Linked DNA regions of Homo sapiens: region 1 is linked to region 2. Evidence: read pairs that join two places in POLR2A ChIA-PET (ENCODE). Cell type or tissue: K562. All regions are shown on one strand. Links, peaks and the distances in the headings refer to the core of each region. The heading gives the core; the rest is flanking DNA.

What was found. ChIA-PET counts read pairs that join two places held together with the same protein. Peaks named below come from ENCODE experiments on the same cell type or tissue, not always from the same donor. Only the 100,000 strongest peaks of a DNase experiment are listed, where the experiment ranks them.
Region 1: POLR2A ChIA-PET joins it to region 2 with 5 read pairs; 5 of 35 experiments call an interaction of 5 or more read pairs at or near these places.

The regions. Positions count from the first base shown.
Region 1 is chr12:56,000,301-56,006,520 of GRCh38, reverse strand. It overlaps SUOX (sulfite oxidase), which reads right to left. Exons shown (of 5, transcript NM_001032386.2): 3 at 4,250-4,309; 4 at 3,801-3,978; 5 at 996-2,903. The coding sequence starts at 4,299. The coding sequence ends at 1,494. Among named protein-coding and RNA genes, the nearest start is that of SUOX, 6.1 kb to the right of the region's middle. RefSeq lists an enhancer at 1-386 and silencers at 4,702-4,996, 5,702-5,892. In K562, for the core only: no CTCF peak of the experiment used is centred there; a DNase peak (open chromatin) is centred at 2,871.
Region 2 is chr12:55,703,995-55,714,777 of GRCh38, reverse strand. It overlaps ITGA7 (integrin subunit alpha 7), which reads left to right and starts at 6,874. Exons shown (of 25, transcript NM_002206.3): 1 at 6,874-7,301. The coding sequence starts at 7,096. RefSeq lists a silencer at 6,751-6,960. In K562, for the core only: no CTCF peak of the experiment used is centred there; a DNase peak (open chromatin) is centred at 2,389; H3K27me3 peaks cover 195 bases.

The DNA.
Region 1 (6,220 bases), core at 319-5,318, 290 kb before region 2:
AACCCATCTCTACTAAAATACAAAAGAAATTAGCCGGGCGTGGCGGTGTGCGCCTGTCGTCCCAGCTACCTGGGAGGCTGAGACAGAATTGCTTGAACTCCGGAGACGGAGGTTGCAGTGAGCGGAGATCGTGCCACCGCACTCCTGCACTCCAGTCTGGGTGACAGAGCAAGACTCTGTCTCTACAAAAAAAAAAAAAAAAAAAGAGGCAAATGGTTGTATTCCACTCAAAGAAGGCAATCAGGTATGCATTTATCTCAGTGAGCAGAGGGATGACTTTGAATGGGAGGCAGGTTTACCCTAATCAGTTCCCAGCTTGACTTTTCCCTTTAGCTTAGTGATTCTGGGGCCTCAAGATTTATTTTGCTTTCACGACCTCCTAAGACAATATTGATTTTAAACTCCTAGCACCCTTTGCCTTTCCTGCCAAGTGCATTGGAACTGTTGGGGAAAGGAGTTGGAGGGTACATGTTTTTGTCACCTCTCCTCTCTTCATGGTATCCTGAGGTCAATCACCTAGGTGTCCCTGCAGATACTGCCAAACCTCAGAGAAGGAAGCCCCCCTTTTTTTGAGACAGAATCTCGCTTTGTCGCACAGGCTGGGGTGTAGTGGGTGTGATCTCGGCTCACTGCAACCTCTGCCTCCTTGGTTCAAGCGATTCTCCTGCCTCAGCCTCCCAAGTAGCTGGGATTACAGGCACCCACCACCACACCCAGCTAATTTTTGTATTTTTGGTAGAGACTGGGTTTTGCCATGTTGGCCAGGCTGGTCTCGAACTCCTGACCTCAAGTGATCCACCTGCCTTGGCCTCCCAAGTGCTGGGATTACAGGCGTGAGCCACTGTGCTCAGCCGGAAGCCCTACTTCTTAACCTACAAGCCTACTTCCTCTCTGTCTTCCTCCCCAGTTTTGTTTGTTTTGGTCTAATCTCATTATACATCCCAGTACAAATGCATCCTTCCTCCTGCAATAGGCTCACTCCCCAGGCCCAAGAGTTATGATCTTAAACAGACTATTTATTAGAAAAGTAGAACTATAAAGGGAGACGGTTGTGCCCCTTGCTCTCCTCGCAACTCTCTGGCAACCTGGAGAGGTAGTATAAGATAGTATATACACTTTTCTTACACATGCCACACACATTTCTCTGAACAATCCAAAAAGAAAAGCAAAACAAGGCCTTGATGGCAGTAGGCATTAGAAATGGAGGTGGGGTAGGAAGAGAAAATAGTGCTTGTCTCCAGAATTACTTTTTTCACTTCTAGCCCCTTGCTGTAACAGCTCACACTTCCTGGCACAGGTTCAAAGGCCAAGAGGGGTATGTAACATAGTGTCCAAAGAGGGAAGGTCCTTGGGTGAAATGTGCTATATGTGTACTTGGGTATGGCTTAGGAAGGCCAGAGTTGTGATCCAAGAAGTTGAAAGGTGGGAAAGATTTTTCTGAAGCAGTGAGGCTAATGGGTGGGGAAAGGGGTGGAGGTGGCTCCTTTCCATGCTCATGGGGAGACATAGACATGGACACGATGCCAGGCATTGCTGAGAACACCTCGCAGGTTCCAGATTGGGGCCACGGTGTCTGGCTGCACATTGTAACCATCATCCACAGCCTTACAAACAATGTTCAGTTCCTTTTGTCCAGCTGGCACAGGGGCTTTCAACTGCCACAGACGCCATGCCCAGGCCTTCCTGGGGCGCTGTTCCTCTCCATCCAGCTTAGCCACCTGCCAGGTTAGGCCCCCATCCAGAGACACATCCACCCGGATCACAGCCCTGCCACCACCACTCCATGCATAGCCCTTGATGGTCACCTCCCCTGATTCTACAGTCTCTCCATCCCGGGGCTCTGTGATGGCCGACTGGACAGGAAGTTCCTGAATGGATGGAGCAGAGTCAAAATCTACAGTCTCCCAGTCCACAGATGGAGAGAAGCCTTTGTAATCCCGCCGTTGCCAGTGGCTGTAACTTTCCTCTGGCTGCACACTCACTCTGCCCAGCCATTTGACATGGCGGGCACCCACCACTCCAGGAACCACCACACGCACAGGGAAGCCGTGGTCACGTGGCAGAGGCTGCCCATTCATCTCATATGCCAGCAGGACCTCAGCTTCAGGGTCCATGGCCCGAGCCAGAGGGATGGATGCTCCATAGGCAGTCCCAGTAGGGTCTGAGTCCAGTCCCTCAAAGCAGACGTGGGCCTCAGTTTCACAGAGTTGGTGGCCAGCCTGGGCTAACACATCACAGAGCCGTGCCCCAGCCCAGCGTGCAGTGCTGATGGCTCCTGTTCTCCACTCCAGACCTTTTACTTCTTTGACCTGAGTCATCTCAGAGCGTCGGTTGCCGGCACACTGCAGAGTGACTGTGATCTCGTACCTGGGAAAGTTGTGCAAGTCATCCAGGGAAAGAGACAGTGACTGACCCCCAGGTGCTCCTACTACGTGTAAGCGATAGGTGTCTGGATCCAGGTTAGGTACAGGCAGATGGTTCCGGGTGAAGAAGATAGGGTTGGGTGTGATGTAGTTTTCTGTCAGCAGCTCAGGGGGAGGCTCTGCATTAAAGGGCCGCTGGCTGTTGACCTTCAGGGCTGGGTGACGTACAGGATCATCAGCATAAGGGTCAGAGGTCTCCACGGTGGGGGCTACCTTGTCTTCAGGATTCAGCTCCCCAATCTTGTACTGAGCCAGTAACTCACGCACATGGGACTGGTTGTGAACAGCATAGAGGGCCCAGAAGGGCTCTAGGGGACCCCCAGCTGCTAGCATCAGCTTTGAAGGCCCCCCTGGATGTAGGTCCACAAATTCTGTGACATCAAAGACCTCAGAGCCCAGAGTCACCCAGATCCCAGTCTCAGGGCTGGTGTGGGAACTCACTTCCTCCTTAGTGTATATGTGTGTTGACTCCTGAGCAGCCTATTGGCAGGGAAGGAGTAAGATAAAAGGGAAGAGACTATTAAGAAGAAATCACTTGGTCGGGCGTGGTGACTCACAACTGTAATCCCAGCACTTTGGGAGGCCGAGGTGGGCGGATCACATAAGGTCGGGAGTTCAAGACCAGCTTGACCAACATGGAGAAGCCCTGTCTCTACTAAAAATACAAAATTAGCTGGGCATGGTGGTGCATGCCTGTAATCCCAGCTACTTGGGAGGCTGAGGCAGGAGAATCACTTGAACCCGGGAGGTGGAGGTTGTGGTGAGCTGAGATCATGCCATTGCACTCCAGCCTGGGCAACAAGAGTGAAACTCCATCTCAAAAAAAAAAAAAAGAAAAAATGAAGAAGAATAAGAAGAAATCACTTGAGCTCACCCTGACCCAACCCACGGTGTTGGCCACTGGGAAGCGAAGGTAGCAGATTAGCAGATTTCATCTCCACTGTGCATGAAGACTGCGTCACTGTGAACTCTGTGGTAACTACAAGAACATGGGTCACAGCCTGGGTTGCCTGTGGAGTTTACTAGGACTGATTCCTTTATTCTGACAATTTTTTTTTTTTTTTTGAGATGGAGTCTCACTCTGTCACCCAGGCTGGAGAGCAGTGGCCTGATCTTGATCTTGGCTCACTGCAGACTTAGCCTCCTGGGTTTAAGTGATTCTTGTGTCTCAGCCTCTCAAGTAGCTGAGATTACAGGTATGTACCACCACACCTGGCTAATTTTTACTAGAGATGGGGTTTTGCCATGTTGCCCAGGCTGGTCTCAAACTCCTAACCTCAAGTGACCCACCCACCTTGGCCTCCTATAGTGCTGGGATAACAGGCGTGAGCCACTGCACCCAGTCTGTTCTGACAATGAAGCACTTTCCCTACTTACCCTACACCGATGGTCCTGATAGGCCAACACTGCACCGAGACCTAATAGGGTCCCCATGACTCTCCATCCCTGGGTGCTGGAGTTATCACCAGAGAAGGTGAGGCTGGGGCGCTGGGGCTGAAATGAATCATTTGTGGAGCAGGCCTGAATGCAGATCCTTGAGGGGATTGACTTGAGTCTGGAAGAGAGGTCGGTCTTAGTAGCACGTATGGTCATGTGAAAGGGCTAGTGAAGGCTTGGGGTCTACTTCTTTCTCCCTGGTTGGCCATTGGTTCCTTAAGTTGGAACTTAGTTTCTCCAGGGATAGGTGGGAAAAGTGGGATCTGGCTTTCTCTGTCCTCCCTGGACACACTCTCTCAACTGTCTTATTTGCAAGGTATGACATTGTAAAAGACACTAAGGGTGGCAGATAGGGGCTAGGAGGCAAGTCCTGGGATGGGCTGGCCTACCTGCAGGCCTGTTGGAGCCTGAGGACCACAGCTCTGTGCAGCAGCAGCATTGTAGCAGACCTGTAGAAGGAAGATTCTGGGATCAAGATAGGGAGACCCTGGGAGGGGATATTAGGGAGGCCTAAGGGAATGGGTGAGAGGAAGACACAGAGAAGGTCAGCAAGGAGCTTTCTGGGCAAGTGAGGAGTCTTGAGAGTGGGAGTCCAAATGGGCCCTTAGAGAAAACTTGGAGCACTTCAGAGACAGACTGTGCTGACAGGATGGCAGGTAATGCGGGTGGGGAATGGGGTAGGAGGGATGGGTGCTTCTAGAATCAGAATCACCTTTCTCCCATCTTCCATTCTGAACTTTGTCCACCATAGAGAACGATGCCTGGGGCGAAGGGCCTAAAGGACCGAAACCAAATGTCTACTGGCCAGATTATTATTTCTGAAGTCAGCAGAGGACAACTGTGGGTCAGACTGACTTAAACAGGGATAAAAAAGTGAAAAAAAAGTAGTGACAGCCTAAATGGGTGAAGAAGCCCAGATTCTGGGGGCAAAATGCCTTGGGTTTGTGAAACTGGATCTCTTGTTATTCATTAACCAGCCCGATTTCCTGAGCAAGATTCCAAGCCGTTCTGAACTTGCTTCCTCATCTCTGAAATGACATCTGCCTAGCAGAGCTAACATGAAGAGCCAACAAGTACAGTAGTACCCCCTTATCCACTGGGGATATGTTCTACGACCCCCAGTAGATGTTTGAAACCACAGATTGCACCAAACCCTATATTACTGTTTTTTCCCCCATACATACATACCTCTTATAGTTTAATTACTAAATTACCCACAGTAAGAGATTAACAACAATGCCCGGCGCAGTGGCTCACGTCTGTAATCCCAGCACTTTGGGAGGCTGAGGCGGGCAAATCACCTGAGGTCAGGAGTTTGAGACCAGCCTGGCCAAAATGGGGAAAACCTGTCTCTACAAAAATTCAAAAATAAGCCAGGCATGGTGACACGTGCCTGTAACCCCAGCTACTCGGGAGGCTGAGGCAGGAGAATCACCTGAACCTGGGAGGTGGAGGTTGCAGTGAGCTGAGATCACGCCACTGCTCTCCAGTCTGGGCAACAGAGAGAGACTCCATCTCAAAAAAAAAAAAAAAAAAAAAAAAGAGAGATTAACAACAATAACAAAATAGAAAAATTAGCCCGGCGCAGTGGCTTACGCCTGTAATCCCAGCACTTTGGGAGGCTGAGACGGGCAGATCACGATGTCAGGAGATCGAAACCATCCTGGCTAACGCGGCGAAACCTCATCTCTACTAAAAATAGAAAAAAAAAAATTAGCCGGGCTTGGCGGCGGGCGCCTGTAGTCCCTGCTACTCCGGAGACAGGAGAATGGCGTGAACCCAGGAGGCGGAGGTTGCAGTGAGCCGAGATCGCGCCACTGCACTCCAGCCTGGGCGACAGAGTGAGACTCCGTCTCAAACGTCTCAAAAAAAAAACAAAGAAAAAGAAAAAAATTATAACATTATACTGTAATAAAAGAGCTGGGTGTGGTGGCTCACCCTTATAATCCTAGTGAGAAGTGACATTGTGCTGGCAGTCCTCACAGCCCTTGCTCACTCTCGGTGCCTCCTCTGCCTGGGCTCCCACTTTGGCGGCACTTGAGGAGCCCTTCAGCTCGCCGCTGCACTGTGGGAGCCCCTTTCTGGGCTGGCCAAGGCCAGAGTCGGCTCCCTCAGCTTGCAGGGAGGTGTGGAGGGAGAGGTGCGAGCGGGAACCGGGGCTGAGCGCGGAGCTTGCGGGCCAGCTGGAGTTCCGGGTGGGCGTGGGCTTGGCAGGCCCCGCACACGGAGCAGCCGGCTGGCCCTGCCGGCCCCGGGCAATGAGGGGCTTACCACCTGGGCCAGCAGCTGCGGAGGGTGTACTGGGTCCCCCAGCAGTGCCGGCCCACCAGCGCTGCGCTCGATTTCTCGCCGGGCCTTAG
Region 2 (10,783 bases), core at 1-5,000:
ACGTATATATGTGTATATATGTATGTATACGTATATATGTGTATATATGTATGTATATGTATATATGTATATATAAAATTATTATTATTTTTGAGACAGAGTCTCGCTCTGTCGCCTAGGCTGGAGTGCAGTGGCATGATCTCAGCTGACTGCAACCTCCACCTCCCAGGTTCAAGCGATTCTCCTGCCTCAGCCTCCTGAGTAGCTGGGATTACAGGCATGTGCCACCACACCTGACTAATTTTTGTATTTTTTTTTTTGAGACGGAGTCTCGCTCTGTCGCCCAGGCTGGAGTGCAGTGGCGGGATCTCGGCTCACTGCAAGCTCCGCCTCCCGGGTTCACGCCATTCTCCTGCCTCAGCCTCCCAAGTAGCTGGGACTACAGGCGCCCGCCACTACGCCCGGCTAATTTTTTTTTTTTGTATTTTTAGTAGAGACGGGGTTTCACCGTTTTAGCCGGGATGGTCTCGATCTCCTGACCTCGTGATCCGCCCGCCTCGGCCTCCCAAAGTGCTGGGATTACAGGCGTGAGCCACCGCGCCCGGCCTAATTTTTGTATTTTTAGTAGAGATGGCATTTCACCGTGTTGGTTAGACTGGTCTTGAACTCCTGACCTCAGGTAATCTGCCCGCCTCGGCCTCCCAAAGTGCTGGGATTACAGGTGTGAGCCACCGTGCCTGGCCTTATCAGTATATTTTAAAAGCTGTTCTGGTGATTCTAATGTGTATCCAGGGTTGAAACTCACTGGGCTAAACCATATCTAAAACTATTTCCAGCTTTGGCATTCTCTCATTTTGTGATTCATTGGCATAGTTGAAGTTGACGTCATTATATTTACTTGCAGGGGGAGGAGAAATGGGTGCTGATTGCATTAGAAGAAAACATTCTTGAATTTTCTGAGTAAGATTTGAGAATTACTGATCAATGATTCATTCAACTATTTGCAGAATAGCATCCCAAATCCTGGGAGATGTGCAACTGTCAAAGGATTAGTGAGGAGAAGCACATGAAATGCTTAAGTGGCAGCATAAAGCAAAACATTTTAAGTGCCAAAATAAAAATTCTAATAAAAACGTTAGATACTGTGTGTATGTGTCTAAATTATATGTGTACTGTATCTTCTTTCTAAACATTTCTTAGTACTCATCATAGTCAAGCACTTTACATGTATGTATTCATTTAATCCCTAGAACAGTTCTGTGAAATATTATTACGAGTATCCCAAATTTGCAGATGAAGAATCTGAGGTACAAGGCAGTTAAGTAATAGAGTTCATTAGTGGTAGAGCTAGGATACAAATCCAGGCTATCTGACTCCAGAGCCTGAGTCTTACCGCTGTATACTGCATAAACCACAGTTGAGACCCCAGGAGGGTAGACCCAGAGCACTTTTCTGGGAATCTCTCTGTCTCTAATCATTATGCCCCTCTAGCTTGCTGGGCATGAGCTGTAGAGAATCCTGGCAGGGGAGGAGTGTTTGAGAAGAGGCTCTGCTCCAGAGAAGGGCTAATCAATAGAAGTGGGAAGAGTGAGAGCATCACAGAGCAGCCTGGCTCTGTCCTCCCCACTCTCTGGCTCCAGCTTCCAACTGCAGTGAGCAAGCAAAATAGAGGCAGATTGGAAATGCCTGGTGCCTCACCTCCAGAGCTGTGGGGCCTGGAAGAGAAGGACATGGGTTGGAAGTGTCAAGATAATGGTGACATGGGATAAGTGAAACAGAGGGTGAGGGCTAATGGGGGTTAGTGTTGGGGGGGTCTCAAAAGTGAGTCTAAATGTTAAGATTAGGCCAACTCAGGGAGAGTGTCAGGCCCATCCTGTATTACCCTCACCCTTCTTGGCACAACTGCCTGACATTTTCACAATCGGTGTAGAGACTGCCAGGATTCTGCAGACATTAGCCTCTCCCTTCTCTCCCACACACTGGCTGTTCCTTTGCCCTAGAGCTGAGCAGAGGACATGGGGTATCTGTATCTAGTGTCCCCATCTGATCTCTCTAGGGTTATCCTCCATCTGTTCTTTTTCTGGGCCTTTATTGTTCACTGTCTAACCTTAGTTTCTGCTGCAGTTGAAGCTCAGCTTCACTTGTCCTTGGTAGAGATGGACACAAGTCGCATACATATCTATCTGGAGAATGACTCTTGAAATTTGAAGTCTCTTTCTGCTCACCTCTCCTTACGATTTCCTACTCAGATTATTTTCCCTTGGACTGAATGAATGCAACTCCACACTCCTTTCTTCACTCATTTCCCTCTTCTTTTGAGGTCTCTTTCAGAGTTAGCTTTAATTAGCAAGCTCCAAACTGACTGGCTGGGCCAAACAGGGCTGGAAGCTGCTGAGTTGTTAGGGGTTGGATGAGGGCTGAGGGAGGACACAGAGTGAGTAGACAAGGCTTCACATACTGGGAGATCTGGCTGGGCTTCAAGAGAGGGGGTTGGTGGTGGTGTGGCTAAGTTCCAAATGTTGGCCTGAAGCCAGTGCTCAAAGAAAGGGGGCCCTTGAGACAGTCCAAATGGCTCCCTTTGGTAAGTGACCTCCCAGTCCTTCTCAAGTGTTAAGGGTTTCTTTTGGATCGTCAAAGACCGGAGCGGTCAAGCTGTTTCCCCACTGAATTCCCTCAATCACATTTATGTTCTTTTCCTCCCAGCCACTCCCATGGTTCAAGCTTTGACTACAACCAGAATTCAGAGGCAGGCAGAAGGATTCCAGTGCTGGAGAGGTGAGTGAAGTAAAAAAGTTCTCATGGTGTGCATGTTGGGACGGAAAAGCCTGACCTTGGGACATAAGCTCCAAGGCTCTGTTGCCAGATGAGGTGGAGGGAGAAGTTAGCCCTGAAGTGTGTGTTCTGGAAGTGTTTGCTTGTAAGCTAGAGACAACAGTTGCAAAAAGTGTGATTTGAGGGAGCTGAAAAATACTGATCTCAAAGTGGGGAAGAAGATGTTGAAAAGGGAAGGAGCTGGAGAAAGCCTCAGCTTCCACTCATACAAAAGCTAAAGGGCTAAAATCTTGGCTGGATCTGGACATTTCTCAACGTCTAAAATTTTGGAAATTTTTATAAAGATTATTAATCTTTCATTTTTACATTTAATTTATTTAAAAAGTTCAGTTTCTCAGTCATACTAGCCACATTTCTTTTTCTTTTTCTTTTTTTTTGAGACAGAGTCTCACTCTGTTGCCCAGGCTGAAGTACAGTGTATTAATCTATTCCATGGAGTGGAGTGGATAATCTATTCCATGGATTATCATTTTACTTTGTTAGTGGTATCCTTAGAAGCACAAAATTTTTAAATTTTTTTTTTTTTTTGAGGCAGAGTCTCACTGTGTCCCCCAGGCTGGAGTGCAGTGGTGCTATCTCTGCTCACTGCAGGCTCCGCCTTCTGGGTTCAAGCGATTCTTGTGCCTCAGCCTCCTGAGTAGCTGGGATTACAGGTGTGTACCACCACGCCCAGCTGATTTTTGTATTTTTAGTAGAGATGGGTTTTTGTCATATTGGCCAGGCTGGTCTCAAACTCCTGACCTCAAGTGATCCACCTCCCTCCCTCCCAAAGTGCTGGGATTACCATGTCTGGCTTGGAAATTATTTTGAAATAATTATAGATCAGAGGAAGTTGTAAAAATAGCACATGAAGTCTTGTGTACCTTTCACTCAGTTTCCCCTAATGGTGACATCTTATGTAACTGTAGCATAAAATCAAAACCAAAAAGTTGATATTGGTACAGTATTGTTAACTGGCCTGCAGACCTCACTCAGTTTTCACCATTTTTTACATGCATTTATTTGTTTGTTTGTAGTTCTGTGCAGTTTTATATCTTGTATAGATTTGGATAATCACCACCACAATCAAGATACAAAACCCATCACCACAAAGGAACCCCCTTGTGCTATTCCTTTATGTTTGTCCCCACCCCCCTCCATCCTTGTCCCCTGGCAGCCAGTAATCTGGTCTTCATTTCTATAGTTTTGTCATTTTGAGAATGGTATGCGAGTGGAATAATACAGTTTCAGCATTTTTTGTTTGGAGACAGGGTCTCACTCTATCACCCAGGCTGGAGTGCAGTGGCAAGATCATGGCTCACTGCAGCCTTCACCTCCTGGGCTCAAGTGACACTCCCGCCTAGCCTCCTGAGTAGCTGGGACCACAGATTTGGCTAACTTTTCTATTTTTTGTAGAGATGGGGGTCTCCCTATGTTGCCCAGGCTGGTCTCCAACTCCTGGGCTCAAGTGATCCTCCTGCCTTGGCCTCTCAAAGTGCTGGGATTGCAGGCATGAGCCACTGTGCCCAGCTCAGCATTAATTTTTAATTTAACTAATTCCTAAGCTCTTGACTGAAATACAAGAAGTTCTCTAACAGTTTATTTATTTTAATATTGAGCTTACCGCATTCTCTGGATCCTTCTAGTTTCTTTTTTTTTTCTTTTTTTCTGATGTGGAGTCTCTGTCACCCAGGCTGGAGTGCAGTGGTGCCATCTCAGCTCACTGCAACCTCCGTCTCCTGGGTTTAAGTGATTCTTGTGCCTCAGTCTCTGGAGTAGCTGGGATTACAGGTACCCGCCACCACACCCGGCTAATTTTTGTATTTTTAGTAGAGACAGGGTTTCACCGTGTTGGTCCGGCTGGTCTTGAACTTCTGATCTCAGGTGATCCGCCTGCTTCGGCCTCCCAAAGTGCTGGGATTATAGGCGTGAGCCACCGCGCCCGGCCCCGTCTAGTTTCTTAATTTCCCTCTTCACCTACGATATTATCTTCCACTCCAACATTCTGGTCTCATTTCTCCTTGAGAGAAATCTACATGTCTAAATTTACTAGGCTGGTCTAGCACGCTCTTGTGTGTTCCCCTCCCTCCTTTGCCCCTCTATTTATAGCCAGGCTAATTTTGGGTGGCCTCTCTCTCTCTTCTTTCCTGATCTTTCCTCCTGTGGTGGTGAGGTGACTTCTCAAATATTTGGAGAGAGGAGGTCAGAAGCAGATTCTTGGCATCTGATTTCAGCCCTGGATCACAGAAGCCAGTGGAGTGGGAATGGAGACAGGCAGAAGCTGCAGGTGCAGATAGGAGGCAGCTTGGGCTCTAAAGGCATTTTGAGCTGGGTCGGGGGCGGGGGGACCTGGGCAGGGAGTCAGTAGTCCCAGTTCTGTCCTAATTTTGCAATTCTGCATTCCCATGTCAGCTCTTCTCTACTGTCTGGGGCTCTGAGATATTAAAAAGGATGGGGAGGGCATGGTGAAAGTAGAATCCTGGTGCCAGCCCTGCTGACAGCATATGTATTTCCTTATAGTACCTGTTTAGAGATGTGTTAGTGCTCTGGAGGGGATAGCCACAGGTGTAGTATTGGAAAACAGAGGGCCAGACTTCCAAATGTCTGTTAACTTATCCAAGGCAAAGACTGTCCCAGGGCAGCAGAGTAAGAACCCACTTTTTTTTTGTTTTCAAAGAAGTATAATCCTGAACAATGAAGTAGGAAAGACAGAACACAGGAAGAGGAAGGAGGTAGGACACTTATTGGAACTTTTAAGAAAGGGAAAGAGAAGAAAGAATCGTAAGAATATGATAGTGTTTGAAGGGCAGAGACAACACTAGAAACATTGAGAAATACTCTGAGAAAGATTCCAAGTGTGGCAGAGACAAGAATGATGACAAAATAGAATTTGGGATGAGACAAAATCAGATAGTGAGAGAGAGAAGGGAAGATGGACAGATGTATATTCACAAGACCAACACCAGTAAGCAAGGGGAGTAGGAAGGGGAAGTGGGAGCATTCGAGGTTCCCATTATGCCAAATTATTTCCTGTCTCTCCTTCTGGCCCCATTTCTGTATCGGAGTTATAAATAGCAGAGAGTTGGAAAGTGTCCCCCCACCCCCTTGCCTCTGTCCCAGCCTGAGGGAAAGGGAGAGGAAGAGGGACAGGCCAATGGGTCCCTGTGGAGATCCCATCTCAGCCCCACCCAGGTCCTGCTGAGCCAGTCCAGGACTCTGCCCCCTCCCATCCCCTTTCATGGATAGGAAATGTGCAGTCCTGGGACGGGTCTGGTAGCTGGGGACACCCTTTACATCCCTCTGCCTCTTGGGTCCAGTCTCTTTCATCTTTGCCTTCTTTGACACCCACTCCCCTCCCCACTGCTTAATTTCCTCTTCCTGTAATCATCCCCAGTCGTTTTCTTTTCTCCCTTCATTCCATCCCTTGTCAATTAATCTCTTGCCCTTCTTTCTTCCTCTCTATTCCTTTCCTTTTTCCATTTCTCCATTTGCTCCCCGTATCTCCCGAGTTTCTCTCTCTCTTCTTGCCTCTTTTTCTCTGTTCCCTTGAATCCTGACGATGTGGCTAGCACTGCTGTGGTCATTGCCGGGCTGGGGGCGGGGGATGGGATAGGATGGGGGAGGGCAGCGGTCTGATCCCAACAGCAGAAAGAGTGCTCTATGTGACCATGGGGGAACAGGGAGCACTAAGATGCCACGCTGCACCCAGGCCCAGGACGGCTCCCCTTTCATTTCCTCTCTATCTGCACATCTCTCTTCCCAGGTTGTCTTTTAGCGTCTTCCCAACTTCTCATCTCTTACCCTCCTTCCTCTGTTTCAGCCCCTCTCTTTCTATCTGTACTTCTCTCCCTCCGCATTCCAAGGCGCCGCCTCCACCACTCCCGGGGTGGGGATGGGGTTGGGGGAGAAGGGGAGGAGAGCGCCGCGCAGGGGCGGAGCCGGAGACGGTGCTGGGCTTGGGGGGCGTGGTGGTGGGGGGTCAGCAAGGCTAGTTTCCATCCCAGCCACCAGCCTGGGCATCCCCTTGGAGACGGGCTTGGGTCTCCACCTGCCGCGGGAGCGAGGGGCGGGGCCGGAGGCGGGGCCTGAGTGGCGTCCCCGGGAGAGGAGGCGGGAGCCGGAGTGGGCGCCGGAGCTGCGGCTGCTGTAGTTGTCCTAGCCGGTGCTGGGGCGGCGGGGTGGCGGAGCGGCGGGCGGGCGGGAGGGCTGGCGGGGCGAACGTCTGGGAGACGTCTGAAAGACCAACGAGACTTTGGAGACCAGAGACGCGCCTGGGGGGACCTGGGGCTTGGGGCGTGCGAGATTTCCCTTGCATTCGCTGGGAGCTCGCGCAGGGATCGTCCCATGGCCGGGGCTCGGAGCCGCGACCCTTGGGGGGCCTCCGGGATTTGCTACCTTTTTGGCTCCCTGCTCGTCGAACTGCTCTTCTCACGGGCTGTCGCCTTCAATCTGGACGTGATGGGTGCCTTGCGCAAGGAGGGCGAGCCAGGCAGCCTCTTCGGCTTCTCTGTGGCCCTGCACCGGCAGTTGCAGCCCCGACCCCAGAGCTGGTGAGTCACCGCACCCGCCCAGAGTCGCCATGCCCGAGCCACAGATCGTCCCCCTCCCCACTCTGTGGGCCTCCTCATTTCTCTGTTTTCTAGCCCCACCAAGACCTAGACTGCCCACAGACATCCCACATCCCAACCTGGAGCCTTGCCTCATCTGGCTTGCGTCTGAAGCTGCACTTCCCGGCCCTGAGACCAGTATTTTGCTTTAGGGATGAGTTGGAAAGCAAGGTTCTTGTCTTGGCAGCGAACCATCTCCTTCTTCTGGGCCTTTCCCCCAACTTGCATCCTTGATCCAGCCCCAGGGCCTCTGGCTCCCCTGCTTCTTCCAAGGGCTGAATTCCCCAAGGGAGGGAGACTGTCTGTCTCTGCTTAGAATGGGAGGAGATGGAAAGGACATAGAAGTTGAGGGTGCCATGAGAGGGATGCATGCAGGGCAGACTCCAGAAATAACTTCCTGCTAGAGCATTGCCATGGATGGAATGAGGGCAGCAGGGCACTGGAAGGCCAGGAGAGAGCTTCCACTTCTGTGGCTTAAGACCACGGGAAGATTGGGAGAGGATCTGCAGGTCTGCCAACCTGCAGTAGGTGGCTTGGTGATAGAGAGTGGCAGCAAACTGAACCCTCAAAGTACTAGTAGCAGTAGTAGTAGCCGCAGCAGCTGTAGCAGTGAGAGAGATCCAGGAAGGATGCTGGCCAGGCTGCTCCCCTTCCTCCTCCTTAGCAAATTTCCAACTCCAGGAATCTCAGCAGCTGGGAAGGGCCAGGAGGAGTAAGGGGTGGAGGACAATTCTAATTTTTTCTAATCAGTTCAGGACCCATGGGAGATGGATATACTTTTGTGAGGGGCCTGTGACTGGTCATGTTGCCTGTATCCTTGGCTCTTGCTACATGTCTGATTGTAAAAAGGGAGGCCAGAGGTGAAGAAAGCTTCTCACCTGCTCCTGCTAGGGGGCTTTTCTCTCTTCAACCAGTGCCTAAGCCACATTAAGTATCCATTACTGGGATCAATGCTGTCCACTGGGACTGTCTTCTGCCTCTACTGTCGGTCTGGGGGCAGGGGGCAGGGACAAGAGCTCATTTCTCCTCACTTGCTTGGGGAGTGGGGGCCTAGCTCTAATCTTTCTTCTTCCATTATCCCTATCATCTGGTAGCAGGGTCGGTGGTCCCCAAAACTTTGGGAGAGATAGAAAGCAACGGACTTCATCTCCTCTTCTGTTTACCATCTGCTTCCTCATTCACCTTTGCTCCCTCCCTCCCTTCCTCCCTCCTTCTCCATCTGTCAGAGTTCGAGGACTGGAGGCCTTTTTAGGACATGCTGAACTCTCTAAGCTATTTCCAGGCAAATTCTAGGTTATTTTTAATAGCTTGGTCTCTTGTCATTTCCCCCTCCTCTCTGAAGGTGGCCCCTGGTTCCGTCTCCCAGAGCCAAGCTGGGGCCTTTCCCAGAGGGCCTGACTGCCTCACCCTGCTTTTGCTCCAGCAGGGGGTGCTCTGCTGCTGGGGGGCGGGGGGTATGTGAGAGGCCAGGCACCTGCTCAGTCCCTAGCTTTTGAGTTGCAGGTGGCCTGCCTTAGCACTCACTGATGAAAAAAACTTCTTGCCTGTTTTGATGTCTTTTAGTCTAGCTCTGGGATGAGACTTTAAGGTCTAACCTTTGCTGTGTGGTTCCAGCCTCATTTACTTCCCTCAACTGTAAAAAGGATATAAACATAGTATTACTACATAGGGTTGTTGTGCAGATTAAGAGTTCTTAATATATATAAAATGCTTAGAATAGTGCATAGCCCGCAGTGAGTGCTGTGAAGTGTTAGTAGTATTGCTATTCTTGTATTGTGATTCACAGAGCGCCTTACAGAGATTCTGGATCCAAAGGCTTGGCTAGAGGGCCTCCCTGGCTGAGCCAGCCTTCCAGGCCAAGCATCCTCCCCAGAGGGCCACCCAGATTGAGAGGGGCCAAAGAGGGGCTGGACTTGGGCTGGGGCCCTGGAGTGTGTGGAGAATCGAGAAGTGCAGTGGTCGTGGGCTACTCCTTTGTCTTCACTTAGCTGAGCTCCCAGGGGGTCCCTCTGCCCCCCAGCTGCCAACACTTTTTTTTTTTTTTTTTTGCTTTTCTCTCTGCAGTGGCTACACTGTGGCTGTCCAGAAGACTGGGGTGGTTAGGGCGTATGGCATGAAGCCAGGAAGGAGTGTGTGTGGCTGGACCAGAGGTGGAGGGACTAGAGAGGATGCTGCTGGGTGCTCTTGTTCCACTAAGGATCGATTGGTCTCTTCTCCACCAAGAGCGGACTGGGCATATCTATGCACTCAGCTTCTTTCTTCCACATGGGCCCCTCCCCTCCTCCCTACTTTTGGCCTCCAGAGGAGATGTGAACATAGAACAAGGATAACTTATCTGGGTGCTTAGCTATGCACTGACCAGCTGTGACACTGGGTATCTCTATGAGTCCACAAAATGTGTGTGTTCAGTAAACACATTCTGACACTCCCTATGGGGCAAGCACAAAGATGAAAAGACAGCCCCGACACTCAGAGAGATGGCCACTTCTATGTTTGGAGGCTGGGGGTACTGCTGACTTGCCTGAAGGTTGCCATTTATTTATGCAGGGCTGTATCACCCCGTTTCCTTTTCTGCCCAGGGTACCCTCATCTCCCCACTCTCTCCTTCCCTTTCTGGGGTGGTCTCAGTGTTCTAGAGACAGGTCAGTCACTGGGTGGAGTGACAAAGTGTTGGAGTTAGGCCCATGTGGATTTGAATTCCAGCATCACTGCTTAATGTCTTTGAGTGAGTTTTCTCATCTGAAAGACAAGAAAAGAATCCTTATCTCATAGGATTGTTCTGATGATTAAATGACATAATGCATGTGACTTGCCTATCCTGGTGCTTGGCACATATGTGGACAGTGATGAATGTTAGTTTCTTATATCCCTGGTGTCTAGCCTCGGATCTGACGTCATAGTAGGTGCTGAATAAATATGATTTCCTTGTCTCACCAGCGCCTGACACAGGGCTTGGCATACAATAGACTCTCAATAAGTAGTTGAATGCCAAATGTGTCTTCTCTTCTCTACTACTCCCTATACCCCTTCTCTGTCTTGACACTGGCTCTGACAAGGGATGGCAGCTGCTAAGAGATGAGGAGGAGTTGTGGGAAGGAAGAATGGCTCTCTGCCCTCCCCCTCCACCCCATCAGAGCTGGCACAGTGCCCCACAGATGCCTGTCTGTAATACTGCCTAACATGGTTTTGGGCCTTGCCCCCCAGGAAGGGAGATGGAGGAGAAGAGTGTGGGAGAGAGGCGTTGAGGTTTGTCCCACTGCCACTTCTGAGTCTCTCCTTCTGCAAAGAGAGGACCCATGGAGCCAGCTGGGTGTCAGTCATCTTACCTCACCCCCGCCTTCACTCTGGCTTGGGGGTTCAGCCCCAGGGGACCCAGGCAGCCTCCATTCCCAGCACTGTGCTCCCCTGGGGAAGACGGCTTGGCT